Regions from separate parts of the Homo sapiens genome. Here all the other regions are linked to region 2. Evidence: chromatin loops called from intact Hi-C (ENCODE). Cell type or tissue: A673. All regions are shown on one strand. Links, peaks and the distances in the headings refer to the core of each region. The heading gives the core; the rest is flanking DNA.

The links. Hi-C counts contacts between places; a loop is a spot of excess contacts. Peaks named below come from ENCODE experiments on the same cell type or tissue, not always from the same donor. Only the 100,000 strongest peaks of a DNase experiment are listed, where the experiment ranks them.
Region 1: it touches region 2 in a loop (5-fold over the local background); 47 of 110 quality-filtered maps call a loop at or near these places.
Region 3: a loop joins it to region 2, with 11 times the contacts of the local background. A loop is called at or near these places in 96 of 110 quality-filtered maps.
Region 4: a loop joins it to region 2, with 6 times the contacts of the local background. A loop is called at or near these places in 13 of 110 quality-filtered maps.

What each region holds. Positions count from the first base shown.
Region 1 is chr4:165,488,902-165,496,787 of GRCh38, reverse strand. It overlaps CPE (carboxypeptidase E), which reads right to left. Exons shown (of 9, transcript NM_001873.4): 7 at 3,518-3,617; 8 at 1,111-1,229. Among named protein-coding and RNA genes, the nearest start is that of MIR578, 110 kb to the right of the region's middle. RefSeq lists a silencer at 3,217-3,386. In A673, for the core only: a CTCF peak has its summit at 3,308 (motif pointing left); a DNase peak (open chromatin) is centred at 3,257.
Region 2 is chr4:166,088,460-166,096,345 of GRCh38, reverse strand. It overlaps TLL1 (tolloid like 1), which reads right to left. Exons shown (of 21, transcript NM_012464.5): 19 at 5,005-5,218. Among named protein-coding and RNA genes, the nearest start is that of TLL1, 220 kb to the right of the region's middle. In A673, for the core only: CTCF peaks have their summits at 4,246 (motif pointing right) and 5,114; a DNase peak (open chromatin) is centred at 4,265; H3K27ac peaks cover 262 bases; H3K27me3 peaks cover 480 bases.
Region 3 is chr4:165,532,412-165,540,297 of GRCh38, reverse strand. No RefSeq gene overlaps it. Among named protein-coding and RNA genes, the nearest start is that of LINC01179, 150 kb to the left of the region's middle. In A673, for the core only: a CTCF peak has its summit at 3,094 (motif pointing left); a DNase peak (open chromatin) is centred at 3,087.
Region 4 is chr4:165,127,548-165,135,433 of GRCh38, reverse strand. No RefSeq gene overlaps it. Among named protein-coding and RNA genes, the nearest start is that of TMEM192, 19 kb to the right of the region's middle. In A673, for the core only: CTCF peaks have their summits at 3,819 and 4,018; a DNase peak (open chromatin) is centred at 3,993.

The DNA of each region.
Region 1 (7,886 bases), core at 309-5,308, 600 kb after region 2:
GTTCTGCTATCCAGAATCTTGAATTTGTTAAAGAAACTGACAAAAGCACGTATGTGTCCAAGCCACTCTCTTTGTGAATGGGAATCTTCATCAGGTCTAGGGAGAAGCCACACACTCCGCATAAAAGGCTATTCAAAGTAGGCAGCCCCCAACCCCAATCCCCTCAGGCCCCATCCCAGATGGAACTAAGAGTTTCTTGATTTGGCCACTTAAACGCCTGATTATTTTGGATCGTGATTACACTGACTATATCCTTGCACTAACACATGCCAGAAAGACAAAGGATCAAAATAGTTGAACCTTTACAACTTGTTCCCAGGGCCATTTTTTCCAGGTTTCAGTTACCCAAATATACCTCTTGATTTTAATACATATACAGCCCAATGTAGACATACATGCACACAATCAAAACCATATACCAGTTAAAAACTCAAGATATTTTGTTTGCATAAATCAAGCATTTATACTCCAAGTTTTGGGTACATAAACAAAAATAATAATAAATTCTTTTCAAGTAAGCTTTTTAGACTTTCAAGAAATCCTACAGGTATTCCCACGGTCCCAGGCATATAATACAAAGGTAGTAGTAAAATTCTGCTCTAAGAGAAGTTTTGGTCTTATCACCATCACCTTCCTAACAAACAAATGAGATCTACTTAAATAAGATATGGTTTTTGATACTACTTAGCACAGAGAGCCTTGCACATAAAATATGCTAAATAAGTGTTTGGTTACCACCTAAAATTTTCTTATATGCATCATTTTTTTTTCAAATACTTATTGAGAAAGGCACTGCGCTAGGTGCTAAAGATAAAAAGGCAAATGAAACATAATCCCATTGAGATGGAAATCAAGGTTAGCAAATAAAAATTTAATTTTTTAAAGTTTTATTTCATTTTCTTGTAAATCTCTTCAAAAACTGAGAAATGGTAATAGAGCTTCATATTAACTTTGCTAAGCCTCAGTTTTCTCATCTGTTAAGTTGAGATAACAATGTTGCCTACCTCATAGGGCTAGTACGAAGATTAAATATAAATCACTTCAGTATGCCTGACAATGATAAATGCTTAATTATTATTATAGCGTTTGGCTATTATTATGATTACTTACCCCAGCAGCAGGGCTGTAAGGAACTGCCACTTTCTTTGTTATTGCCAGATAGCCTGGAGCTGAGGCTGTAAGTTTATAGTTTCCAGGTATAAGCAATCTCCAGTAATCACCATCCTTTGCTGTAGGAAGGCAGAATATCAAATCACAAAGCACATGAAATATGCAGAATTACACAATGCATAATTATGCCATCTAAGGAATACCCAGTCTAGCTCAGTTCACCTTTTTTGATTCTCGATTTTTAAAGTAAATATATAGGGAATTTAATGAAATTTTATTGAATAGGGTGTGAAACTCTCTTTACAGGCTTCATTTCTTATAGCTACTTTATAGATATCAATGTTAAATTGTCTAATAAACCTCGTACGATCATAGATCTTCTAATCACATCAGGAGCAACACAGGTAAAAAGACAGATGAATTCCCCAAGCAGCAGGGTCAGAACATACAGCCATCATGTTTTGATTCTTGCCAGGTGAAGACCTGCTGGTCAGAGAATCTTCACAGAGTGTGGGCCAAAGGTAGCCCTTGTAGGATCTCTGAGGTCCTAGTTAGAAATTTAGATTTCTAAAGACTTAGAATACACTGGGCACCCTAGTCCATTCAATCTCCCATTTACCTAAGTCAGTGATTTTCAAACTTGGGTGCAAACCTGGGAACTTGGTAAAATGAAAAATCTGATTCCAGCTCCCAGGTTCTGCATTCCTGACCAGCCCCAGGGCAATGCTAAGGTTGCGAGCAGAGGCCACACTTTGAAGAGCAAGGTTTTCGTAGACACTTCACACCTTCTCCTTTTTCCTAACACCCCTACACATCCTGTTCAACCTCCCAGTTGTTACTTTACATCTTATTTCATTGCAAAAATAGGTACAGTCAAAAAAATTAAGCCCCCATCACCGTATCATCAAATCTACCTCTAAATCTACATCTCCTTGCAGCTAGTGCCTCAATTGTCTTTTTGCTTTATAGCAAAATTTCTGGAAAGGTTTGTTCATGTTCTCAATCTCAGAATGGTTCTTTTCTTATTCTGTCTTGGACCCAGTCCAATCAGGATCCCACCATTCACTCCATTGAACAGATTTTTTCAAGATCCTCTGAACTGCTAAATCCAAGGATTCATTCACAAGGTTCATCTTAATTAACGCTTTTTCACTCCCTTCTTCTTGAAGCACTTCAAAGCCTCCAGGACAACACACTTCATTTTCTACCTTCAGTACAACACACTTCATTTTCTACCGTCAGTTCTATTGCTGGTTCCTTCTTATTATCACCTTGTCCCTGAAAAGCTGGAGTATTCTAGAGCCCCTCCTCTGATTTAATTTCTTCCCACGTGTTTATTCCCTAGGTTAGATTTTCCTAAACATTTCACATCATGGAATGTAGAGAAAATAAAATATTTGTATGACATATTAGGGCTAACAGGTTTCTTGTGGCAGGGATACTAACGCTGGGTTTCACCCTCTCAGCTAAGGGCTAAGGGGCTACATGGGCTGACATCTTGGCACAGATTCTGGCATACTGGCTGGCACCTAGTGGGCTGTTGATACATGAAGAATGAATGGAGTTTTAGAGGACAAATGTTAAAGATTTTTTTTTAATCCAAGCTATAAATGTGAAGGTTAAGAAAGAGTTGATGGTACAGAGTGGTTTGGGACATAAGTTAAAGGTTAATTGTCACAAAGTCTAAAAAAAATTGTAAAGAGTTTACAGCTAAAAAGAAAAAGTTGTCATTATTGAAAAGATCCCAACAAATGACAAACTAAAATGACCTGGATCAATGTTTATTAATGCGAGTAGGTAGACTTGCCAGAAAAATGCATCATTTTCCTCAAACTGGGGAAATGGAAATGGAGCTCAAAACCTGGAAGTCACTAACATCGCACCTCAATCCTATAAACTCTTGTTTAACCTTGAATCCCTGCGGATTTATTATACGGATTAAATGAAAAACTGTGTGAGAATTTTTAGACACACAACCCGCAGCAGTTTTCTTCCTTCCTCCTCTTTCCGCTCCCTCCTTCGGTCTCCCCATTCGCAGCTCGTTAGCACTTCTTAACAGAGACTAGAAAGTCACTGGTATTTTAACTCCAGCAGCTCCTTTTCCTTTGCCTGAAGAACCGCGAAGAATCGGCAGCCTGTGGCACCACCTCCCAGCTCTGGGGCGAGATAGCTGAGGAAAGGGCGCCATCTGCTGCACCCGGATTTCTAACGCAGCAGCCGCCCTGGGCTCCACTCACTCCGCCTGACCTGAGCCCACAAAGGAAACTTCACCAGATCAAAGCTGAGAAACGCTGTAGAGATACGAGCTATTTGTTTTGCTTAGAAGAACATAAGACTTATAATTATGATAATTAGTAATTATGCTCTTGTACATAACGTAGAGCCTCCAATTGTGGCAAAGACCCACCGGATGTAACATCGTGGTCTATTCCTTCCACGGAGATGGTGGCATTCGCAATTGGGTTACCTTGAAGGTCTCGGACAAATCCTTTAACTCCTCGGTGTATCTGTGAAGGTCAAAAATAACCAAAAAATTAATATGACCTATAAATTTATAGAAATGGCCTTAAATATGTTTCATATCAAGCATCTCTTTATTTTCCAGCAAATACCGTAGACCCCCATTGTTTAAGAATCAAGACATGCACAAAAGGCCACTGAATTTTTTGTGCATTTTATTCTGCTTTTCCCTAAATAGATAAGTGAAAATTAATGTCTTGTTTGCTTCCCAAAAAAAAGATTTTAGTACCTTCCAAATCATTTTAAAAAGTGTCATATTAAGGGAGGAGACCACTCCTCATATTGTCTTATGCCCAATTTCTGCCTCCAAAGAAGGAAAAACTAAAAGGCAGAAATGAAATCCACAAGCAGGCAGCCCGGGGCCACACCCTGGGCCTGGTAGTTAAAGATGGACTCCTGACCTAATCGGTTATGTTATCTATAGATTACAGACAGTGTATGGAAAAGCACTGTGAAAATCCCTGTCCTGTTCTGTTCCGTTCTAATTACTGGTGCATGCAGCCCCCAGTCACGTACCCCCTGCTTGCTCAATTGATCACGACCCTCTCATGCGGTCCCCCTTAGAGTTGTAAGCCCTTAAGAAGGACAGGAATTGCTCACTCAGGGAGCTGGGTTTTTGCAACATGAGTCTTGACGATGCTCCCGGCTGAATAATAAAGCCCTTCCTTCTTTAACTCGGTGTCTGAGGGGTTTTGTCTGCAGCTCGTCCTGCTCCAATATGTGTAAAGTTCTAGTCTTAGTGCATTTCATAACTTACTCTCTTTCAATTTTGGTCACCTGTGTATTCATTATATGGCTACTGTCAATTAACAAGGATATCATAATAAAAGCCTGTTAATATTAGCTCATTCTGGATAAAAAGATATATACTGTGACTGCTTTTGCATTAAATCTATTAACATTATTTTGGCTGAAAATAGAGTAGTGAGCCTCATAACAGAAAATAGAATGTTGATTTAGAAAGAAGATGGGAGAGCTGCCATTGAAAATAATCCCCCTAAATTAAGTTGTAGTCATCAACTGGCTATTATTTAATACACTGCAAACTACAAAAACTGCTTTTCTCTTTATTTTGGAAAGACAATTCATCTAAGTCAATATGTGTTTGAAGTGACAGAGTCGCTTCAGGTCTTTAAGAAAGTACTGCATCTAGAATATCAAATCGTAATGCATTAAACTTGATTACTCAACAAAATATGCACCAACCTCCCAAATGCTCAGGTTGTGCCTCACTCAATCGGGCTATAGAAAATAAATTGTCTTTCGCTACTTATGATACTTGACTATTTCCCTACAGAAGACAGATAAGTCTCCTGTAATCCTTTGTCATCAAAGAATAAATTCGGCAGTGGTACACTGTTTTATCAAAAAGATGTGCCTTGTTACCAGCAATATTTTTTGTGTGTGCCATTTTTCTTAAAAAAAAAGAAAACTCTCACACCCTATAAAAATAACATGTAATTTTTTAATGTTGCAAATAGGAAACAGTAATAATGATCATTTTATTGGCAACCAGTATAGTAGAGTAAATATATTTTTAAAAATTTAAGATTTATTCAATTCTAACTTTTCTCCATAACTAATAAGCCAACCAAAATTGAAAAGAGTTTGAAATTCAGCCATTGGAAAACATGAAACATGAAAACTTAACTTTCTGAATTAAAAGATGAAAAATCAGAAAAAGTGTAGAGAAGAAGAAAAGGGCTATATATAGAGACCCAAACTCTAAATTTCTTAAAATGAGGCCCCATTCAATAAAACTTAGAAAGATGCTAGCTGATAAAAGAGGCTTTACCCAAGTACTTTATTCCTCTTGAGGCACTATAATCCTGAAATTATCAATAGCATAAGCCTTAAAGAAAGGTTCTAATTCCCACATCATTGTAAAGTAAGTAAATCAATCACTACAAGAACATATTATTTGCCTGTATTAGGCAGAAATATATTAGGTTAATATTCATGGCTTTACTTTTTTCTGCTTCTGCAATCCAAGACTTATATTGCAATATGTGCAATATGCAGTTTAACAAATAGTTAAAGAAGTAAATGTCTGTCTGTGATATGTCAACTTTTCTGTTTGAAAAATTCCAGTGTAGTAATAAATCTCAGTAGAAGTGTATGGGCTGTGTCAACTCCCCCATGAATTCAGACTGGAAAATTCAGATTGTATGGCTTTTGCAAAAGAAATCACGAAAGTCCAAATTTCACTCATGCCTGGAGAAGCTGTTTTACTACACTTGCGGTGCCTGCAATGATTGCTCCCCAGATTCCAGGACATCTCAGTTTCAGCGAAGGCTGAAAAAGCCTCCAGAAGATTCTCCATTTTTGCTAGGACTGTTTATAGCCCCTAAACCCTCATGTACTTAGTGTCACGCAGATAGCTTGCTGCAAATGAAGATACTTCGGTCCTGCCCTGCAGAGAGTGTGATTCAATGGTAGGAGAGGAAACTCATTTTTAATAAGAACTCTAGGTGATTCTAATGCAGGTGCCCATGAACCATTCTTTTTTTTTTTTTTTTTTTTTTTTTGAGACGGAGTCTCGCTCTGTCGCCCAGGCTGGAGTGTAGTGTGATCTCGGCTCACTGCAAGCTCCGCCTCCCGGGTTCATGCCATTCTCCTGCCTCAGCCTCCGGAGTAGCTGGGACTACAGGCACATGCCACCACGCCCGGCTAATTTTTTGTATTTTTAGTAGAGACAGGGTTTCACCGTGTTAGCCAGGATGGTCTTGATCTCCTGACCTCATGATCTGCCTGCCTCGGCCTCCCAAAGTGCTGGGATTACAGGCGTGAGCCACCACGCCTGGCCCATGAACCATTCTTTAAGAAATTTTTTGAGAATTTTGAGAACTAGACTCTTTCAAAGCTACTGAGTGGAAGGGAGGCTCTTCTCCTTAGCAGACTCTCTACTCTAATTAGCTTTACAATTCTAGTCCCTGCAAACATCTCTTTAAAACTCTGCAAGGGATTTCCTCTCAAACAATTACAGAAATAGATCTCCTAATCACCTATTTTCCATGAGTTGTAAACTAGTCCAAGCTTAGATTTTAGGCCCAGGTGTTCAATTACTAATCACCACCATTGTCAAGACAACAATTACAACACAGAACTTCTGGCAGCCCTCACTGATTTTTCATCAGCCTTTGTTTTCCTAAACTGGAGTGTTCTATGATGCAAGCTAGATGAGCTGGTTATAAATACCACTCACTGCTTAGACACAGTTTGCATCCTAATGACAATGCCATATCAAGGTAGATCACATGGATCTGTGGACAGAGCAAATTCTTATTTTGCGTGGCATAAAATAGGATTGTATAACTTTAACCTTCTTCTTTTTAGCTTATTTATATATAAATTGATATTACTGTCAGATGAATTGGATGCATGCCCACCTGCTACCATAAGTATGACAAATCTCCTTTTTCCTGATGGTAAGAAGACGTGTTTTATTTGTTTTGTATTATTTTTTTTCTCAAGAACTAAGAGATGATTTAAACAGCAGCTAAGCATGTTTTTAAATTGTTGATCACAGTGATGATCTTATTGGCATCAACTTTAGTAAATCTTATAGCCCGGCTCCAAGAAGCCTTTTCCAAACTCCCGTGACTCGGTTAGGTCCCCTTCTGTGTACTGTTATTGCTCCTTGTAGCTAAGCTTTTATTGTTTTTCAGCCAGCTCTCCTCCTCTCTTGTGATTAGGTATTCTTGTTTCTGACAGCACTCGTGTGAAGCCTTCCTGAGGACGGTCACTATCCCCAGTGCCTCACAGAATGCCTGGGATGTGAAACTAGTCAATACATTTTAGTTGAAAAACTATATACATAAAATTAAAAGCACTGTATTAAGGAGTATTAAGACAAATATTATTAAACATTTAAAGATTATTAAATATTTATTAAAATAAAAAGCACTGTATTTGATATGTAAGTGGAGAACACCCCAATCAGTCCCATCTTACTTCCTCTATCCAAAAACATACTTTTCAGTTAACTTTGCTCTCAGAAGATCCATCCAAATACGGCTCTCCTCAAAGGAGACATTCTGTAGGGGTTCCCACCAAAGTTGTTCTAGAGTCATCGTGGACTGCTTATCCTTAGTTTTTGTTGTTGGAAAATACCTTTTTAAGCTAACATGCAGCAGGAATCCATTGATTTAAAAAGAATCCAGTGGAATGAGTGCTCTTTAATCACCATCTGACATCAGTGGATCTATTCCACGACAGTCCCTGGTAAGGTATTACAGTATATGGATATTTGACAT
Region 2 (7,886 bases), core at 1,727-6,726:
CCCGGTTTTGCTTCTGCTTTCGTTTATCTGTTGCAGTGCACACCCTCATTCCTATGGATCACCGCTCAAACTAATAAATCTGGAATTAATTTCTAACCGTGACACACACACACACACACACACACACACACACACCCATGACAGAATTCAGTCCACAGGATGAATTTGTAAAGAATGAAATGAACATTTGAATGCTATATGCAAAAGAGGTGTGATTTTATTAAACTGTAATTACTGTTGCACCAACCTATAATATGCCCTGAGAGAAATTCCAGAATAAAATAGGCAGCCTGAGGGCAATTGCTTCTGAGTGTTTTCCAGAATCCTCCCGGCCACTCAAGCAATGGTCAATAGGTCATTTATTGTAATAGGTCATTTTAAAAGATGCTTTTTAAATACGGTGAACACATTTTCATCACAGATTTCATCAAATCTACCTATTCATTTACCAAGTCAGAAAAATATAAAACCAGTTATTTAGTATGTTGGCAATAGCATTTTTACAGCAACTAAAGAACAGCTGCCAAAGCGGTTCTTACAGAATTCTGAGAAATGGAAAATGAAGCTGAATAAGAAAGGTAACAAGAAGGGAAGAGAAGCCTAGGGTGAACTTCATTTTAATTTGGAAAGACAGGTTTGTTTATTTCCTGGTAAAGTATTAAACTCCAGGAGATACCTTGTAATTTGACCTATAAATGCTTTTAGTGAACATTCCAATTTAATTGATTTAGATCAAATAATTTCCTTTCCAAAGAGTTTAATAATATATTATTTTTGAATGTCATTGACAAAGAGCATGATGTTTTATGTTACAGAAAAGAAGTCCCAAGAGAAAATGCTTTGATTTTAAAAATTATTTTCTCTCCATGTTTCTCCTGTTTTTCTGTTTTGTAGCCATATCCTCTTAGAAAAGACACAGGATTTTTTTCTTTACTAAAGATTTGTTTCCTTTAATTAACTTATTTAAGACTGGAGTAATACTGTTTGTTACCTATTAAAATAAATTTGGAATTAGAATTTGAGCAAACTATCAGAGGAAAAAAGAACTCTTTCCAATTAAGTCCATTTTCCGTGGACTTTTTTTTGACTTGTAAAGAAAAGCAGCCATCATTACACATTACAACATTTCTAATCACCTAGTTCAAAAATTCATAGTGTTTGAAATTTTTCTTGTGCATAAAATTAAAATTGTATACAGAAATATAAATTTACCTAAGCAAATTAAACTGTATACTTAAGGATCCATCAAAAATAGCCGTCCATATTCTAGAAGACAGTAAATAATGAATAAATGCTTTATACACGTAGCAAATGCTGACAGATACGGTACTGGACTTGGCTGTCTTGTCAGCAGAAATTGAAAGATAAATTGAAAATCATAAGTTTAACTTATCAGACTGTAAGCTGTCAATAGGCAGGATTCCCTTCTATTGTCTTAAAAATTCCCACACATTTACATTGTCCAAAGCAGATGCAAAATAAATATTTGATGAAAGAGTAGAATAAATGAACCTGTTAAAGAGATTTTGAGGAGAAATAAAAGCAGACATAAGTAAGAGTATTTCAGCATGTATGACTACTAGAAAGTAACAGAAAAAAGAAGTCTACCAGAAAAATTCCAACCTAGCTGAAAAAACAAACAAGTAACATAAAAAATTCTCAGAATAATAAAGGAACAGGAATTGCGAAGCCAGGACTCTAATTTCAACTGTTATTAACTTCTTGTGCTATTTCAGTTACCATTAAATGTTTTAGCCTCAAATTTCTCATTTCTGAAATGACAGGGCAGGCTTAAAGAATATCCATGGCCCGTTTTGCCTAACAAATTGTGATTGGGGTTCCTCACGTGGGTATCTGAATGGCTGTGAATGAAACAGGGAAATAAAATGAGCCTAGTCACTTATATATTTTGAAAAGATTTACTTAATATTTCTATAAAGAAGAATTCAATCTTCACCTAATAAGAATGACAGTTTTATATTCATTTTCTTCCTAATCCAAAAGTTTTACATGAGAAAGTATTACTATAGTAGCAAGTACACTATCTTTGGAGACAATCAGAATTAGAATAAAATCCAGGCTTTGACACTATTTTAGAAACTGCAAATTAATCACCCAGATTTTCACTGTCTTTGTCTGCAAAATGAGGATAATATCTATGTCATACAGTTCTTTTGAGGATTCAAATATCTATGTAAACTATGTGTGTATGCCTAAAATGCCCAGTGCATTCTCTACCATTGGATCACAATACATGACTGTAGGGAAAAGAAAGAGAGATCAGACTATTACTGTGTCTATGTAGAAAGGGAAGACATAAGAAATTCCATTTTGACCTGTACCTTGAACAATTGCTTTGCTGAGATGCTGTTAATTTGTAACTTTGCCCCAGCCACTTTGCCCCAGCCACTTTGCCCCATCTTTGAGCTCACAAAAACATATGTTGTATGGAATCAAGGTTTAAGGGATCTAGGGCTGTGCAGGACGTGCCTTGTTAACAAAATGTTTACAAGCAGTATGCTTGGTAAAAGTCATCGCCATTCTCTAGTCTCGATAAACCAGGGGCACAATGCACTGCGGAAAGCCGCAGGGACCTCTGCCTTGGAAAGCCGGGTATTGTCCAAGGTTTCTCCCCATGTGATAGTCTGAAATATGGCATCGTGGGATGAGAAAGGCCTGACCGTCCCCCAGCCCGACACCTGTAAAGGGTCTGTGCTGAGGTGGATTAGTAAAAGAGGAAAGCCTCTTGCAGTTCAGATAGAGGAAAGCCACTGTCTCCTGCCTGCCCCTGGGAACTGAATGTCTTGATATAAAACCCGATTGTACATTTGTTCAATTCTGAAATAAGAGAAAAACCGCCCTATGGCAGGAGGCGAGACATGTTGGCAGCAATGCTGCTTTGTTATTCTTTACTCCACTGAGATGTTTGGGCGGAGAGAAACATAAATCTGGCCTATGTGCACATCCAGGCATAGTACCTCCCCTTGAACTTAATTGTGACACAGATTCCTTTGCTCACAAGTTTTCTTGCTGACCTTCTCCCTATTATCACCCTGCTCTCCTAGCGCATTCCTCTTGCTGAGATAGTGAAAATAATAATCAATAAAAACTGAGAGAACTCAGAGACCAGTGCCAGTGCAGGTCCTTGGTGTGCTAAGTGCCGGTCTCCTGGGCCCACTATTATTTCTCTATACTTTGTCTCCGTGTCTTATTTCTTTTCTCAGTCTCTCGTCCCACCTGATGAGAAATACCCACAGGTGTGGAGAGGCAGGCCACCCCTTCACATGACCTCTATTAAGATAAAATTAGATCATCTCAATGGAATGTTAATCATAATGCAAACACCGCAAATGGCGTGCACGGGCAGAAGTCATGCAAATTAGGGAGTTATGGAGTTTTACTGCTGTAAGTAACCTTGGGAGTATTATTTTACAGATGAGAAAACTGAGATCTGAAGAAATGATCTTTTCAAAAGTTTCCTGCTAGTTAAGGGTTCACTTGTAGCAGGAACCCAGATGTACCAACACACTGGGACATAATGGAACCTCAGTTATCCCACTTACAAGGGGTAAAAAGAGACAGTATAAAAGTAAGTTTTTATAAAACTAAGAAAAAATACATAATCTTAAAATACTATATCATCAGCTATTTAAACAGTTTTGACAGTATATTTTCACACTACCTTCTTGGAACCTATGATGACGATATTTTCTAAAATCTGATGAACTCTGCGCTATCAGTGAAATATTGATTAAGTAATAGGATTTTATTTTTCCACCCCTTCATTAGGTGACAAGTTATAAGAAAAATATTCAAAGAGTAAATGTCAAATGTGTGGAAAATCTCTCATTAGCCTGACATTTCTCTGGTCCATGTAAGATTTTCCTCATGCCATAATATTTATATTTATATTAATCATAAGAAGCAATTAATTTGCATTATTGATAGAAGACCAATGATTACTATTATTAATCAGATTAGTATCCTGACAATATCTTTATCACAGACTTCAATATAAATCTAATGCTCATAATAAAATATACTAGAATGAAAAATAATGTTGGATAATGGAATAGTTAAAATTATGAATTACAAAATCAAGTGAAAGAATAAAAACAATCTGCAGAAATTCATGACAAAATTTCACTAAAATTATTTCATGGATGAATTTGTATTGTTTTTATACTGTGTTTTCCACCAAGGCAAATTTCTCCCGTGTATCAATCGTTTATGCATCAGCAATGCCACTAGGTGTCAGTATAAGCTAAATGACTAGCTAATATACATTTAACTGATATACTGTCTTAACTGAATGAAAAGGGCACATTCTCTAGATATTTTATGGAACATATAACTAAACTGTCTCCAAACTATAAGTAATGTTACTCTATATTTTTGTCTAAAATTTTTCATATTTTTCTAAATTAAATTCTATTTCTTTAAGATTTCCAGAGCAGTTAGTCGAAATCTGTAAGAGTAAATTAGAGAGTAGGATTAGGCAAAAGATCATGTTGCATACCAAATAAACAAAGGAAAAATAGAGGCTCTGTCAAATAGATCAGTCTTAAACTTATTTATAAAAATATATTAATGTAAAATCTAGCTAATCAGATAGGTTATTAGATAAAACACACATTTTTAATAACAAGCCATAGATTTCTATCTGTTAAATATAACATGTAAATCAAACTGCTAATGTTAATATGAAATACATTGTATAAATATTTAGGTACAGTTCTACTTAAACAAACTGCACTGTTCTACTTAAACAAACTGCACTGATCACAAATCAGACAGAAACTAGGGTTTTCCTAAAACTCAACAACTGCAAAGATCTTTAGGTAGGATGCTGTATGGTTCTGCAAATATTTCACAAAGTGCTTCAGTGAAATTTTATCTGCTATGCTTGGAGATTTATTTACAATCCTATTATTGAACCAAATTCACCAGAAGAAAAACCTGGATCTCAGTCAAAAAAGAGAAGCATGACTTGAATTTGCTGACCTGTAGAATGTGTAGCTTGAAAGCCTTTTCTTTGAACAGATGCATCAGAAACAAACCGAACAAACATTTTATTTCCAGTAGCCACAAGGGGATCTGGTATCTTGTTGCCACACAGTCGTCCAAGAATCGGTGACTTTTCTGTTTCTCCATCAAATACTTCTAAGTGGTCATAAGCACATTCTTGATGCTGCTCAATCTCAAATTCACTAAAGGCCTTTTTTAAAAAGAAGAAATAATTTTTTTAAAAAAAAACAAATCACTCAAAATGAGATAATTTTTGGGACAGAAATACATATCAATAAAATATGTTCAGGGCATACTAATAATTTAACACATTTACAGCATAATTAAGAAAGGTGAAATCAATAAAATATGTAATCTCTAAAAAGACACAATGAGGAAAACAATGTAATAACTTCATATGAAATTCCACTATTTGGCTATTAAAACCAATTCTACTATTGCAATTCAATCTCAGAATTTAAACAGAATATAAAAAATGGTATTTTATTCTGAATTTAATCCAAAGGATTCATCAGAAAATTTCAAACAATCATATTAAAAGATTGGGTCCTTCTGGGTTTGATAATCATAGAACCCGTTGAACATTATCCTACCCTTAGGCACTTAAACTAAACTCAATAAAGTATTATTATATTTTTACAAAACTTAAATGCAACAAATCTTCATAGCATAAATGAAAGGAGAATAATTTTCACTATATATTTGTTTATTTAGCTCTTACAAACCATATCATTAGCAAACACTGATAATACTTAATGCTAGAATATTTTTAATTTACTTTTCATGTAGATGGTACACTTATTTTAATATTGGACATCTTGGAGAGTTTGAATGCTTTGCTCTTATTTATGACATTTAAAAACTATTCTAATTTACCTGTGTTGTAATTTTCATCTGTGTGACTTAGCACATTTAAAATAAAAAATAATTAAATGTATAACACACTACAGATCACAAAGCAAAGTTTAATTGAGATGGACTGAAAATAATATTGTCCAAGCTATTAATAATTACATAAATTACAGGTTATTTGCCATTGCCAAAGGCTCTTTCCTTTCCCCAGAAAAACCATCATACATTGAAGAAATAAAGCCGCCATTCCTACTTAAGTCTATAGAAGAAAACTAAAATATTATAAAGCAAATAAACATGAAAAAGTATGAAATATATTTCAAACTTTGTTAATTTGCTATAATCCCTCCAACAAAATATTGGCACATAAATTTTAATATACTTATTTTCTTTGATACAGTTTTACTGAAGTGATCATAATGTTCAGTCTAATTGAAGACATACAAAACAAAAGAGACTAAAAATTGCTCTGTCTCAGTGTGAATCCACTGTCTATTCCATACCACACTACATCACCCACTATCACTTCTGACTTCGGAGGAGTGAGGAAAGAAATGAAATAAACAATTCATATTAACTAGGGAGTAGAAGAAAGGAATGGAGTTACTTAACGGAAGAAAGAAAAGGGGGAAAAAAAGCTGATCTCTCTTTTGTCTCTTTCCACTGCACTCTACTTAAAAAGTAGAAATAAAAAAAATTATAACCAATAAGCATTAGAGTAATTGTTTGTTATAATCATTATGGATGAAAAGGAAGGCTTACTTCATTTGATCAAAGATACTGGCTAGTACAAAAAGACTGAACATACCACAAAGAATCTCACTGGAAAGAGAAGACAGCGTAGGGAAATACAGTGAACAAGGAGACATCAGTAGAGTCTATTTATCCTGAAGCACAACATGCAAAGCAGGTGATAACTGAAGGAATGTGTCACTTGTTAATCTCTGTAACCCAGTGGAGTACACACATTGCGTAGGATGCAGAAGATTCTGAATAAGTATATGGATGTTTGCATAAACCTGTCAATGTATTTACCCAAAAACCTAGCTGACGTTTATGGCCAACCTCAAGTATGAAAATTCTACAGACAGGGCCTACTAAATCTCATTTTCTGCCTCTCATGAAATAGCAGTCTGCTTCTATTACCATTGTGTACATATATACACTCCTAACATCAGTTTGTAATTGATAGGAAACCACTATGAGAAAATTGGCTTAACCGCACCTAGAGTTCTTTACTAAATATGAAACTAAGCTTCTGAATTATAAATATAATGTTATTTCAAGAGGAAAAACATTGGTTCAGGAAAAGAATATCTGAAAACCACTGCATGTTGAGCAAGTATCTCTTTTGATTGTGATTTAAAGTCACTAATCTGTAAATATAAAGAGCAAAGAACCAGGGAAACCTGCTGCATAGAAGAGAGTATTTTAAGAAAGTTGGAGGTAGTGGCATTCTAAAGTATTTGCTATAAGTAATGGCTAAAGCTGGAATCAGAGTTTACAGACCACACATGTTCAGTCCGTTGATTGGTCCATTGAAGACTGAATGAATGAGATAAATAGGTGACTATTTTTCTTCCTAATGAAACGCAGGACGTCTGGCCTAAATCATAACATCTGCTTAACAGAACGGAGCAACACCACACAAAGTAGCATTGAGCTGGTGTGCTGGGGGCCATACTGACAGCTGGTCTGGTGCCAACTGGCTACAGCTCTTTATCAAATTACTGGTGGAATCAGACTGAGTCTGTAAGAGTCATATTAGTCAAAGGTTCCATAGCTGACATATACTCTAGTAATGCAGACAACTCTCATTCATTAAGGTATTAATGAATTTTCTTTTTGGAATAGGTAGCAACTTGTTAGGTCAAATGCCAAGGCTGGGTGGTCCTTTTCCAGAAATCAGCCTGAACTAAAAGCTCCACCACACACAAGCAAAGGTGTGACTAATTCACAGGCTGAGATCTCGGAAGTCTGTCCCTTGTATAGTAAAGATACCCACA
Region 3 (7,886 bases), core at 1,003-6,002, 560 kb after region 2:
CATTTTCAAAGATAAAAATGACACCTCATATGTATATGAAATTCCTTAGGAACTATCGGGACATACTCCAGGCTGCCACCTACATTGATACTGTATTTGAAAGTTTGTAGAACTTTCAAACTTTCTTATTCTAGGAAAGCTACTTTGTTACTCCAGGAAACTTTCCCAGTACCTAATAAAGAGTCTCTGTGGTTAGACTGCTCCTCTATGCTTCACTGCGTCAGTGGAAAATGGAGCATCTCTTCCTGGTGCCATTGAGAGGAGAGAGATCTTCTTTCACTCTCCACCCAGTGAACTTACTCATCCTTCAGATCCTGCTGGGAGGTCACTTCTGAGAAGACTTCCTGCTCCCCCTCACATACCCCAAAGTCACTCACTTGTCCAGCTTTGTAGTTTTCAATACCATCTAAATGATGCCAATTCCCAAATGGATACTTTCAACCCAGACGTCTCTCCTGCACTTGAAATGAGATCGTTCTGTTTGGACAGATAACACATAATTTTTTTTTTTTTTTGACAGAGTCTCACTCTATCACCCAGGCTGGAGTGCAGTGGCACGATCTCGGCTCACTGCAACCTCTGCCGCCCAGGTTCAAGCAATTCTCCTGCCTCAGCCTCCCTAGTAGCTGGGACTACAGGCGCCTGCCACCGCACTCGGCTATTTTTTTTTTTCTTTTTTTTCTTTTTTTTTTTTTTTTTTTTTAGTAGAGACGGGGTTTCACCATCTTGGTCAGTTTGGTCTCAAACTCCTGACCTTGTGATCCACCCGCCTCAGCCTCCCAAAGTGCTGGGATTACAGGTATGAGCCTGTGCGCCCGGCCTGATAACACATAATTTAAACTTATCATGCCCAACACTGAACTCCTGATTTTTGTCCCAAAAACCTGCTCTACCCTCAGTCTTCTCCATTTCAATTAATGGTTGTTTCACCGTTCCGTTGGTCAGGACAAATGTCTGGCAGTCACTTATGCCTCCTCTCTCTGTCTCCTAAGCCCCATCCAACCCATCAGGAGATCCTTCAGGATGGCTTCAAAAGACATCCTGAATTCTACCACTTCTCAATGCCTCGATAGCTGCCACAAGGTCCAAGCTACTAATCTCTTTCTCCGGGAATCTTGGTCTCCTGGTTTCCCTCTTTGACCCCTAAAATATTTTAAATCACAAGAGTCAGAGTGATTCTGCCATAAATAAAACGGTGTCACATCTCTGCTCTAAACCTTCCATGACTCTGGCTTAGTCCAAGCAGACGTTTCAATGGCCGTAAGGTCCTACATGATCTGCCTCCCATTACCTTGGGGGACACAGACAACCCACAAAATAAGTGCTACGGAAAAATATGAAGAAGGGACATGAGAGAAGTGGCATTGAGAGGAGCCTGTGACTTTGACTAAAATTCTAGGCTCTAAGGGACTTTGGCCAAGTCCCCTAGACCTGTATTCATTCCCTTCCAGTTATGTTAACCTCCTTGAGGTTCCTTGAACTCACCAGATATGTTCCTGCTCTAGGGTCTTTGCATTTGCTATTCTCTAACCAGAGTAGCTCTTCCTCCGATGTCCACATGGCTCTTTCCCTCCTTTATTTAAAGCTTTAAGCCATATGACATCCTCTCAGTGAGACCCTCTGTGACTACACTAGTCAAAGTCACAGGTTCCTCCTCAGTGCCACTTCTCTCACATCCCGTCTTCATATTTTTTCCATAGCACTTATTTTGCGGGTTTTCTGTGTTCCCCAGCTCAAATATATTTCCACATGGACAGGGATCATTATCTGCTTAGCTCACTGATGAATCCCCAGCACCTAGAATAGTACCAAGCACAGAGTAGACAGTTAATAAGTATTTGTTGAGTGAATCAAATCAGACCACCCATTATAAAATCACTTAACATATCTCTTTGTAGCCTTTCTCGTCATTGTAATTGGTCAATTTTGTTAATTATGAGATTACTTAATGTCTCTCTTCTGCTAGATTATAAGTAACAAAGAACTGAGACTGAGTCTTCATACCACTAATCCCCTAGCAACTTGCATAGTGCCTGTATTAGTCTGTTTTCACACCGCTATAAAGACATACCCAAAGCTGGGTAATTTATAAAGAAAATAGGTTTCATTGACTTACAGTTCCACATGGCTTGGGAGGCCTCAGGAAACTTACAATCATGGCATAAGGGGAAGGGGTACGTCTTACATGGCAGCAGGCTGGAAAGACTGTGCGTAGCAAGAGAAGAGGGAAGAGCCCTTTATAAAACCATCAGATCTTGTGAGAACTCACTCACTCTCACAAGAACAGCGTGGGGGAAACTGCCCCCATAATTCAATCACCTCCCACCAGATCTCTCCCACAATACCTGGGGATCACAATTCAAGATGAGATTTGGGTGGAGACACAAAGCCTAACCATGTCAGTGCCATTACTTAGAAGATGCTTACCAATATGTGTTGAATGAATAAACTGCACCAAGAAGCAGTTAGCATTGGATTCTAGTGCAGGCTCCATATTTGTGACAGCATTACAAAGAGATCATCTTCTGGAAAAAGTGCCCTGATGAAGCAATAAAGGGTTGCTAGATACATTAGAAATAGACAGAAAACCTAAATAAGAACCACATAGGTGACAAAGTACTTAAGGCAAATATATAGATGGTTATGCCTGAGTACAATTGAGAAGGGTTGTTTATGCGTAGGCGCGATTTGTGTGGGTTTTGAGGTGTGTTTTTTCTTATCTTTTTTCTTTCGTGTGACTACAATAGTATCATCTTTCTTCACTCACTTGTTTGCATCTGGGAGGTATCAAAACTTCCTCAAGGAATAAGAAAAAAGAATGTTACAAGATTATTTCAGAATATTCCAGATACATAAACAAAGTTACAAATCTGAATTGTCTGAAGGCTAAAAGGGAAGTCAGACAATTTTTCACTCTTAAGAATAATTTGGTTTGATACTTTTAAAAAATAGGTTTATATATTTTTACTCCTAGCATACTCTGGAGAGTCTTTTTAAAACTGCCTTAGCATAAAAATACATTAAACTTGCTTTGAAGTTGGGAAAAATTGGTTTTCCTAGATTTTTCATTGGTGTTATACTGCCATCTAGTGACCACAAAATGTATGACTTACCTACACAGCTGAAAGACGAACACAGGCTGTCCAAGGCAAAATCCCCAAGTAGCTTATCTAGCCTGTCAAGGTCCCTTTCCATCAGTTGAGAGGGGCACCCTAATAGACGAATGTTTGTTCTTGACATGTCCCAGCATGAAAAACTGAATTTTTATGTTTGTCTATCAAACACGCAACTTTTATAAGTAAGTTTTTGTTGATAAATCACTTTAATCAGACTTATGAAGGAAATGCTTTATTGGGAGTTATAAACCGTTAATCTCTCCACTACTTCTGACTTCATAGTAATCAGGGGATTTCTCATGTCAGATGGACCTCAAAAACTTTCCCATTTACTTCAATCCAGAGGAGCTGTGAGAACACTGTAGTAAAAGGGAGGCATAGAGCAACTTCTTTCCATCTAGATGTATGTGAAGAAAAATACTTCTGCTTATTTCCTGACATTGACTATAATCATAAAATGGCTGCATTTTATAAAATTATTTATGTTCTAATAAATATATATGATTACACTCAACTGACCCTCAAGTCCCTGGAAAAGGCTATTTACCTTTTGTGGAAAATGAAAAAAAAATGTCTTCAGGATTACAGTACACTCTAGCACACTCAACAAGCCAGTAAAATCTGAAATGAACTATACCCTTTCTGCCAAACGTTTGTCTAGCTTATTTGCCTTCATTTCTCATCACACTTCATTTGTGATTTTAAAAAAGTAACTTGTCTGGTTGGTTGGTTTTATCTTTTCCTCAATAATTTCCACATTTATTTCTAAGGATAACATAGAAAGAAAAACACCATATGATACAGAAATTGGAATACATTCCCTTACTTGCCTCTTATATAAACACGGAGGAATTGGTGGTGTGCACTTGTAAGATCACCTTGTCTGGCTAACATCTGAAATGGACAGTTCTGAAATACAAGAAGTTCTCTAACTTCCACAGGAAACCTCTTCAGAATGGATGCACATTTACGAGAGCAAAGAGAGAATGGCAGTGCAGGCCTTATCATCTAGAAATCTGTTCCCATCAAAGAAGCAATAACTTCTCTTCTTCTTTTATTCAAGGGCATAAAATGAGTGCTTCTCATGAGTAGGATAACTAGAATTATGAGTAGCGCATGTTCACAGTATAGATTTCTAAGAAGGAACAGTAGGCAAGGTAGGCATAGAAATTCCAAAATCAGAGACTGAACCTTCTCTACTTAGGTAATTCTTTAGTAAGTAACAAGTAATTAACTAATTTTATTTTACTTTGTCTTTGTTGCAAAATTGTAAAATAAAGTTGATCTTAAATGTTTGTTAAGGAGATTATCATTACATGTGTCATTACATACTAATATGTCTTTTTTTTTACAGTGTTTGAGGAAAAGATTGTTTTAAAATGGTTCCCTTTGTGTTTCACCCTGTTCTATGCATAAAGCAATAAGGAGATTTCTAAATACCTACAGCCTTTGTGTGCATTTCAGAGCATCTTTTCTCCATCCGTTTTGTGTCCTTTAACCATAGATTACCTCCTCCGAAAAGACATCCTAATCAGATGGAAGTAACATGAGAGTTTTTTTTTTCCATTTCTATGTATAACTTTAAATATTTTACAATAAAGGAGTAGAAGTTCAAAAGCACAAAATACCAAAAATATATCCACAAAATAATGAAAAACCAGTGTACTAGAATGGAAGGCTTGTATTAAGAAGGAAGGACTGATGGAGATTGTGGTGGACTTTGCAAACCAGGCTAAACAGCAGGGACTTCATGCTCAAAGTGAGTGAAATTCAATTTAACAGCTTAATTGGAGCAAAATATCGTTGTTTTTATTTCTTTTTCTCATGATATTTATTTTGAAATTTCAATTTATAGTAAAGGAAAAGATGCAATTTTTATATTTGTCAAAGAGTACATGATTTTTTAAGTTGAAAAACAGTGCGTACTCAGAAAGAAGCAGCCACTTAAGGTTGAAAAGGGCAGGTCTTAGGAAAATTACTTTGGCAGCAATAAGAAAGACAAGGCTGAAGTCAGGGAGTCTAATTAGGGGGCCACTGACAAAGTTCAGATACAAAAGGCAAAAGGGCCAGGCCTGAGTGGTAGTGGTTAAATGGAAGAAATAGGAGATGTTTTTTAAGAATTGATTTTTTTTTTTTTTTTTTGAGACCGAGTCTTGCTCTGTCGCCAGGCTGGAGTCCAGTGGCACCATCTTAGCTCACTGCAACCTCTGCCTCCCTGGTTCAAGCAATTCTTCTGCTTCAGACTCCGGAGTAGCTGGGATTACAGGCACGCGCCACCACACCTAGCTAATTTTTATATTTGTAGTAGAGACGGGATTTCACCATGTTGGCCAGGATGGTCTTGATCTTCTGACCTCATGATCCATCCACCTTAGCCTCCCAAAGTGGTGGGATTACAGGCATGAGCCACCACACCAGGCCAGAAATGACGTTTTTTAAAGGTGCATTTTCTTGATGAACACTATGTTATATGAGGCGTTTACAGAAGCCAGCATATAGTATCTGTAGTATTAGGTAGATTCCAAAATGACCTCCAATGACTCCCACCTCCTGGTCATCATGCCTTATGTAATCCCGTGTGTGTGTGTGTGTGTGTGTGTGTGTGTGTGTGTTAGGATTGGACCTAGTAACTTGCTTCTCATGAACAGAATGCAGAAAGAGTGATGGGGTCTCACCAATAGCCTGTGAGGAACTGAGACTCTCAACCCACCTCCTGAGCTGAGAAACTAAATCCTGCTAAGAATTACCTGCTCAAGCTCAGAAGCAGATCCTTCCAACTGTGTATTCAGATAAGACCACAGACCTGCTGACGCCTTGACTGCAGCCTTGTAAGAATTCCTGAAGCAGAAGACTCAGGTAAGCTATGGCCAAATTCCTGACCCATAAAAACTATGAGATAGTAAACGTGTGTTGTTTTAAGCCACTAAGCTCAGGTATAATTTATTATCCCACAGTAGATAACTACTATAGTATCCAATAATATCTGTTGCTGAATTAAATACATAATACGCAAAAATGAACCATACTTAGTGTGGAAAACAGCATAAATACCCCTTAAAAGAAATAACTTTAGGAACTGGTAAATCTTCAGAGATAAATTTTGTAACCCTAAAGTTACCAATAACTTATTAGCTATTTCCAAGAACCTTGAATTGAACTGTTTCTCGAAAAGAAGTTTTCCATTTCGTAGGAAAATGGAGTCTTCAAGTTCATTTATCAAAGTGCATATTTAGCTCCTATCACATATTGGTTCTGGAATCTTTGGTAAACATGCTGTGATAGTTGCAAAGATGGCCACATGTACACGCCACATGCACCTGTGCATACACACAATCAGCAGTGTGAATGAGCACATCTGTCTTGACATGTTTGCACACCTAAGTATATGGCCTCTAGTGGTAAAAGATTGATGCTTGGACCCACATGCACACATCCACTAAAGCAACGAAGCACACACCGAATCATCACTACTCAGTATGTGCACCTGGATACACACAGATAGAGACAAACAAAAGGAAGTGTCCCGATCCCAAACGGAAAAGTCAGTTTATTACTCCAGATCAGCACTCCTCAAATGGTGCTGTGGATGTTAATCAGTTAAGCAAAAAAATAGGTACAAGATCAAGTAAGTTTGGGAAACATTGTCTTAAAGTGTTAAATGTCTGTTTTCAATATGCATCTCCCAAAACACTGCTCTACAACTGTTTCCACAGAAACAAAAGAGGATTGTAAAAAGCAAAGATACATTCAAAGATTAAGCATTTCACTTTGTTTCTTCAGGTCCAAATACAAACAAGGATTAATCCCATTATTGCACTGAGCACAATATAGTATAGAGCTTTTTTCTAACCATATCTTCACAGCAATGTTAAAGTTCCCATGGGTATAAAAAGCTAGGATAGATGAGAAGCAAGCAGATGACTAGCTTCCCTACCCATAGAAACATAATCACTTCACCTCCGACAGTGGAGAACATAATAGCTCTGTCTCCACTTTGAAGAATGCAGTGACTGTCCTGCAGCCTGCGCATAATTACTTCCTTTAAGGCTTCTGCTAGTCCCCAGCCTGCTTAACAACCCACTCCTCTGGGCTCCCATAGCACTTTGCACAAATCTCACTTACAGAAACTACTATCTTGTATTATTTGGGACTAGAATTTGGGGCCCGTGTGCCCCACGATCTCCTAGAGAGTCTGTTGCCTAGCACTGTACCTAGCACTGGGTGAATAGCTAATAATTGTTTCTTGTATAAACTACACAGAAGCAGAAAATCAAATATTCATGTCCTCACTTATAAGTGGGAGCTAAATAAATTGTACACATGGACAAAAAGATGGGGAATATAGACTCTGGGAACTCCACACGGAGGAGGGTGGGAGGGGAGTGAGGGTTGAAAACTTACCTACTGGGTACAATGTCCAATATTTGGAGGATGGATACACTAGAATCCCAACCCCCACCATTACTCATGTAATACCCATGTAAAAAACAAGCCCATGTACCGCCGAATCTAAAATCTGAAACCATAAAAAGAGAGAGATTAAAATCAACTGAAGTGACTTAGTTTTTACCTAAAGAGGATCACTCCAAGAAAGAAGACTGTTAAAACAGATATAATGCCAGCCTAGTGAGACAGTGAGTTTGTGATGCGGGAACCCTGAATCGTATAACTGGAAAAGAAACTGATGAAAGACTCCACAGAATGAACCTGAGCCTTCAAATCAATGAGCTTTCGAAGTAAAATGCGTCCGGTCAGGCGCGATGGTTCACG
Region 4 (7,886 bases), core at 1,804-6,803, 960 kb after region 2:
CAATCCTCCTGCCTCAGCCTCCCAAGTAGCTGGGATTACAGGTGCCCGCCATCATGGCCAGATAATTTTTTTGTATATGTAGTAGGATGGTGTTTCACCATGTTGGCCAGGCTGGTCTCGAACTCCTGACCTCAGGTGATCCACCCACCTTGGTCTCCCAAAGTGCTGGGATTACAGGCATGAGCCACCGTGCCTGGCCCATCTGATCGTTTCTAATGGTTTTAGTTGACATCTATAGGCTGATGCCTGCCTAACCTAAATCTCTAGCCCAGATCACTCTTCCTGAGCTCCAGAAGCATATATCCAATGGCTTACTATTCATCTCTTCTTGATTTTCTCACCAGTAACCAAATTCAACAGGTCCAAAACTGAAGTCATTTCCACCCTTCTCAAAACTATTCGTCTTCTTTTGATCTCTTTCTTCATGACTGACACCATCAATGGCTCCAGTCAGATACCTGAATATCCTTTTACCTCCCTTTTACCCATCCCTCCCCCATCCAACCAATGGTACTCATCCCAGTAGGTCAGCCACCACTGTCTCGCATTTGCACTTTGGCCATAGACTTCTATCTGATTTCCCTGAACACACTGTTGTATTTCCTGCCACACCCCACCCATAGCCTACTACCCCATGCACACACATGCAAAGTCTACTCATCAGAGTAAATCCAGAGAGATCTTTCTATATTAAATTTATTCACTTCAGGCCAGGTGTGGTGGCTCATGCCTGTAATTACAGCACTTTGGGAGGCTGAGGCAGAAGGATTACTTGAGGTCAGGAGTTCGAGACCAGTCTGGCCAACATGGCAAAACCCCGTCTCTACTAAAAATACAAAAATTAGCTGGACATGGTGGTGCATGCCTGTAATCCCAGTTACTTGGGAGGCTGAGGCAGGAGAAGCACTTGAACCTAGGGGGTGGAGGTTGCAGTGAGCTGAGATCACATCATTGCACTCCAGCCTGGGTGACAGAGAGCCAGACTCCAACTGAAAAAAAATAGAAATTAAAAATAAATAAATAAATAAATTCACTTCAGTGACTACCCATCACTTATAGGATAAAATCTCAGGTTACAACTTGACAAGGCCCTTCCTGACTACACACTTACCTCTCAAAATTCATTTCTTATCTCTCCTCAACCTTCCTTTCAAACCTTCCTCCTTCACTCCTTTTGTCTTGTTGCCTTCCTAGTTATACACAATCTCACTCACCCTGGCATGGAAATCAAACATGTATTTGTTGAAGTTAGACTAACTGACTGTTCTGTCACACACTTATATGTGAGACCTATGTAACTTCTCTGAGCCTCAGTTTCTTATCTGTAAAATAAGAATAGTAATAGCATCTACTTCATAAAGAATAAACTGAAATAGTCTGGGTGTGGTGTCTCACGCCTGCAATACCAGCACTTTGGGAGGCCGGGGTGGGTGGATCCCTTGAGGTCAGAAGTTTCAGACCAGACTGGACAACATGGTGAAACCCCATCTCTACTAAAAATACTAAACAAAGTTAACCGAGTGTGGTGGTGCGCACCTGTAATCCCAGTTACTTGGGTGGCTGAGGTATGGAAATCACTTGAACCTGGGAAGTGAAGGCTGCAGTGAGCCAAGATCGTGCCACTGCACTCCAGCCTGTGTGATGAAGTAAGAGTGAGACTCTGTTTCAAAAAAAAAAAAAAAAAAAAGCTAAAATGAGGTCTTTAGGGTGTGTCCTAACCCAATATAACTGGCATCCTTATAAGAAGAGAGTGTTTGTGCCCAGACATTTGCAAACACAGATCATGTGAAGACAGAAGACGCCATCTGTAAACCAAGAAAAGAATAAGAAGAAATCAACTCTGCCATCCCCTTGATCTCAAACTTCCAACTTTTAGAACTGTAGAAAAATCCATTTCTGTTGTGTAAGCCACCCAGTCTTTGGTAGTTTCTAATGGCAACCCTAGCAAATGAACATACCAATACACTAGAAGATGTCTAGCATGATGCCTCGCAAACAAGAGGAACTCAAAAATCCTTGATTCATGAAACTGAATCATCCCATGTTCCTCCAATACCATGAGGAAATGTCCTAACGAATTGGAGCAACACTAACTAACTAAGCCTTCCTTCCCCAACTAAAGATACTGCAGAAATGTGAGATTAAACCAAAATCTAAATATAGACACCATGTTTCAAATGCTTGCAAATCATTTCCCTTTCCTTCCCCTTTTAGAAACAGATGGCAGGAAATCTTAAAAGTTGTTTCATAAATAGCTGAAGCAAAATTAGAATATTTACAATACCTATATTCTAAGGGACTTTGTTTCTGGTTGATTTCATCACTGTTATTGAGTTAATAGGAGTAGGTACTTGAAAAGGTCATCTGAATTGCTAGGGATATCTGTAACCAGGCGTTAGATACCCTCAAGTTTGTCAGGTGCCCAAATTTAGCATGAAAATAGTGGAGGAGAAGGAAATATTCCGATAATCAGACAGACTCTCTTGAGGAAACAAGTTTCACTCCCTCCTTAACCTTCTGTTGATAGGCTGAAGAAAACCTAAAGCAGAGAACCAAATGAAATGATTCCTTCACAGTGTAGGTAGGAATTGAGCACAGAATTCTCAGATGTAGCAGTGAAAGGTAGCTCAGAAAATTATTTATTTTCCATATTGGCGAAGCTTAAAATGTTATAGTACTACAAAAACAAATAAAGCAATAACTTTCATTTCAAAAAAAAAAAGAGAAATTATTCTCCTATCTCTATTATGCTGTTATGTAAGCATGTAAAGGTCATTTAATCTCTTTCCTTGGAGCAAAAAACGAAACTCCCTAAAATCTGCAGACTCACTGAATATGATATCTGCTGAAAAATTAGATGAACTGACTCAAACTCTGCAATGAAACAGTTTTATTGTTGCCTCCCATTTAGTTTAAAATTTCCAGTGATCTAACATTTCTATAAAGGCAATATTAAAGGAAATGGTTTTAAAAAGCGTGAACATATAACATCAATTTTTTTGACAACACAGCAATCTTATTTGAGTTTCCCAATCTTGTAATTTTAAAATAATTTCAGAAAACAGAAAAACTATTTCCCACCAGAAACACCTGCTTTCTTGTTGTTGTTGTTGTTTTTGAAACAAAGTCTCACTCTGTTGCCCAGGCTGGAGTGCAATGGCACAATCTCAGCTCACTGCAACCTCCACCTCCCAGGTTCAGGCAATTCTCCTGCGTCAGCCTACCGAGTAGCTGGGATTACAGGCGCCCACCACCATGCCCGGCTAATTTTTGTATTTTTTGGCAGAGACGGGATTTCGCCATTTGGCCGGGCTGATCTCGAACTCCTGACCTCAAGTGATCCACCTGCCTTGGCCTCCCAAAGTGTTGGGATTACAGGCGTGAGCCATTGCTTAATGAGATAACCTTTATAAAGCAGCAGCATAATATCTGATATATGGTGGGCATGTAGGTATTTAATAAATATTAATATCCTTTCCCTGCTCTCCTTCTTGAGAAAGAGAAAATAAAGGCACCTAGAATGTCTCTTTTCAAATTCACAGTTAAAGAATTTTGGTTATGCAATGTGGCTTCATTCTCCTATTCCCTGCCTAAAGAGGACTGTATACAGGTATACAGCAAAAGCTTCATGTTGCACTCAAAGATCTGGCATTAGGGAGGAGAAGGAGGAGGAGGACGACGACGATGATGATGATAGTTGAGGTATATTAGTCGAGGTCTCATATTTTAAATTCAGTCTTTGGATGTTTAGATATATCAACCTCCTAGCACAATACCTGAAACATACTAAGTGCTATTCAAATAATACCTCACTTCGCTTCTTTCGTATCCGCTATAAAGCCTTTTCCAATATGTCACTAAAAGGAAACATGAACATCTATCTCCAAGTGTTTAGCCAGAAACACTAAATATTTGTCCTATTTGATGAGAAAAGGTGACAGTCTGCTGTCTCCCTCTGACAAATAGCTAAAGCAAAAAAAGAGAAACAGCGCTACCCAGTGGGAAGTCTGAGAACTGCACCTCTGAATGCAAACATGGTTTGGGGGACCTCACAATCAAGCTGTTCAGCTAGCATGAGGTAAGTCAGCTCCTAAGGCTTCTAGATAGTTTGCAGCCCCCAAAAGCATAGGGACGGGCATTGCATCCTGCCCAAACCTCATTGCTTACTCTAGGAAGCAGCTGCTAGAGTGGTGCAGGGGATGTGGTGTGGAGCAGAGGAGAAGGAAGGGGCAAAGAGATGGAGAAAGTTTCATGCCACAGAATACTTTCTCCTAGGGACATCTCTGAGCTTGCTTGAAATAAACATTTTGATAATCTACTTGGGGAAAAGGGTATAGGTCGTCCAGGGCCTGCTCAGGTAACAAAAGATAAGCATTAGCCAGACATGGTAGCACACGCCTGTATTCCCAACTACTCGGGAGGCTGAGGTGGGAAGATCGCTTGAACCCAGGAGTTCAAGACCACACTGGGCAACACAGTGAGACTCCCTATAAAAAATTTAAAAATCAGCCATGCATGGTGGTGCATGCCTGTAGTCCCAGCTACTCAGGAGACTGAGGTAGAAAGATGACTTGAGCCCAAGAAGTCAAGATTGCAGTGAGCCAAGATCACTGAAGTCTGGGCAACAGAGTGAGACACTCTCTGTCTCTCTCTCAGAAATAAAAAAAATTAATAAATAAAAAAAGTTAAGCCACCAGGAAAGGCCCAAGTTCTCAGAAAATCCTACAGAATCTACAAATACCTGGTGTAAACTGTTTCCTGTGGAAATTAGGGAAGGGAGAAGGGCGAGAAGATCACAGCTACCATCTTGGTTCCTTCTGAAAGCCTCACCTTCATAGCTGCCCCTCTCTTCCTGTCCTGTGAGGTGGCAGGTGACAGTAATGAGTGACACACTACTTCTTCAGGCTCTCTGACTAACCCCAGCTTCAACACTTCCCTGTTTCTATGTTCCATAACTATGTTATTGACCAAAGGCCCTCAAATTCAAGACATCTGACTGTCCAGAGGCACAGAAGCAGAGCTGTAAGACAGGTGTGAGAATTATCCTCCCAAAATTAGAAAAACAAAAAACTAAAAGAGAGAGGATTATCTTGGGGAAAAATGAATTGAAGCATCGTTATATGATTTGCCAAAACAACACTCTGAATTTAGCATTGGTGCCATCTGAGCCTCTGCCAAGGAAAAACATCTAATCAGAGCGATTGAGCAAGGTGCTTTTTGCCTGCTATGATGCTGCTGAACTTAATCAAAAAGCACTTATCAAGTATTTAATTACATGCAGTGCTGTGGTGGATACCCACAGAGAGAACTGTGTTTGCCCGACCTCTTCTCTTCTGTGGTTTACAATATGCAGAAGTGGGAGGGTTGGAGACAGGAAGGAAGGTAAAATTTCATGAGTTCCTAGAGTAAGGGATTTAATCCTTACCATCACCTTTTGAGATAAGTCTCATTTTGTCCATTGTACAGATAAGGAAAGTGAGGCTCAGAGGAGTAAGTTATAGGAGCTGGGACTCAAGCTAAGTTTTCTGACTCCATGCTGTTTCCCTGATACCACATCGTCTCTGGGAGAAAGAGAGGCCATTATGGGCAAATGTGCTCAGAATAAAAGGACCCCCTAAAATAATAAGTGATGTCCAAGCATTTAGAGATGGAAAGCAGAGATATCTATATCATATAATTTGGGATCAAAGAAAGTATGTTCTGTAGACATTCTGAAAAGGATTTACATTTTTTGTTGTTCTTTTTAAGAGATGAGATCTCACTATGTTGCCTACTCTGGTCTCAAACTCCTGGCCTCAAGTGATTGTCCCGCTTCAGACTCTCAAAGTGCTTGGCCTCTCAAAGCACTGGGATTACAGGTGTGATCCACTGCATCTGGCTTAAAAAGGACTTCTTTATTCGGACCCTAAAATTTGGGGTGAAAACTTTCTGTTTTGCTTATCATCTCAGGCTCGAGGTATACCATCAAGTAGTGGCCTGAGAAGCTGTTTTTCTCTCTTCCCTCTAGATGATTTATGAAATTCGGAGATTGCTGTTGGGATTGAATGCTTGTGCCATGGATGGGAAATCATCCACAGACCCAGGGGTGTTATGGGAGTAAAGTGGCAAGGCTCTGACAAGAACCAGAGCAAACCTGCTCAAATATGAATCCACTGCTATTGGTGCTCTAGTAACATGACAGGAGCCCATCACCCACGTGGCCACATGCTCACCTCCTGGAATCAGCGTGCCACTCACTGTCAGCATGGATGTTTGAGGATGTGGCTTGTCCTCCCCTGCCTTGCCTTGGGCATGCTGCGCTGTTCATTTTCCTACCAGCCCTGTTGGTGTTTCACACAGATCCTCCTGTGGACATATTGATCTAACTCATGAAGACCATGAGTGCTGGCCCTTCACTGCCCCTCAGCCTTCTCCTCACTGTTCCTCCACACCTCTTCTTTCCATCTGTCTCTTTCTTTCTCTCTCTCTCCTATTTATGTATTTATGTATTATTAGAGACAGGGTCTTGCTCTGTCGCCTAGGCTGTAGTGTGGTGACACAATCATAAATCACTGCAAACTTCAGACTCCTAGGCTCAAGAGATCCTCCCACCTCAGCCTCCCGAGTAGCTAGGACTACAGTAACAGCCACCACATCCAACTAACTTTAAAAAATGTTTTGTAGAGACAGAGTCTCACTATGTTGACAAGGCTGGTCTCAAACTCCTGGCCTCAAGCAGTCCTCTTGCCTTGGCCTCCCAAAGCATTGTGATTGCAAGTGTGAGTCACTGCATCTGGCCATATCTCTCTTTCTAAACTATCCTTCTTGCTTTGTTTGATTTCACTTCCTATCTTCCATTAGTATCTTATTTTTACACCTTTTCCCTTGTTTTTCTTTGAGTCCAATTCAACACCATTCGTTGTGTGTTCAATGCTGGGTTGTGCGTGATGGGTTACACCTTAGAGTATCTACAGTTTGGTTGAGGGGGATGAGGCAGAATGATGAAAGTCTTGGTGATTGCAGGAAATAATTATTATTAGGGGCCAGACAGAAAAAATGTTGCAAACTAGGGTTTAAATAGATGAGAAAAACTCTTAAAGTTTTAAAGGTCTTCTTTTAGACCATGTAAACTCTGAATCTCTAGCTTAAACACTGTTGATTTCTCATTAAAAGATAAACATCAGTTAAAAATGTGTAACGTATGAGAAAAAATACTTTCTTATTTTGATACGGAGTTTCACTTGTGTTGCCCAGGCTGGAGTACAATGGCATGATCTCAGCTCACTGCATCCTCTGCCTCCCGGGTTCAAGCAGTTTTCCTGCCTCGGCCTCCTGAGTAGCTGGAATTACAGGCGCCCACCACCACATCTGGCTAATTTTATATTTTTAGTAGAGATGGGGTTTCACCATGTTGGTCGGGCTGTTCTCAAACTCCCGACCTCAGGTGATCCGCCCGCCTCAGCCTCCCAAAGTGCTGGGATTACAGGTGTGAGCCACCATGCCTGACTGAAAAAATGCTTTCAAAGAATTTATGATTGTTACTTCACTAGTCAGTTTCTCCAGAGGAACAGAACTAATAGGCTACATATATATATGAAAGAGAGTTCATTAGGAAGAATTGACTCACTTGATCACAAGGCAAAGTCCCACATTAGGCCACCTGCAAGCTGGGGGAGAAAGCAGCCAGCAGTGGCTCAGTCTGGGTCTGAAAGCCTCAAAAGTAGAGAAGCCAACAGTGCAGCCTTCAGTCTGTGGCCAAAGGCCTGAGAGTCCTTGGCAAACCACTGATGTAAATCCAGGAGTCCAAAAGCTAAAAAACTGGAGTCTGATGTCCAAGGGCAGGTAGCAACCAGCACAGGAGAAAGATGAAAACCAGAAGACTCAGCAAGCCAGCTTATCCCATCTTG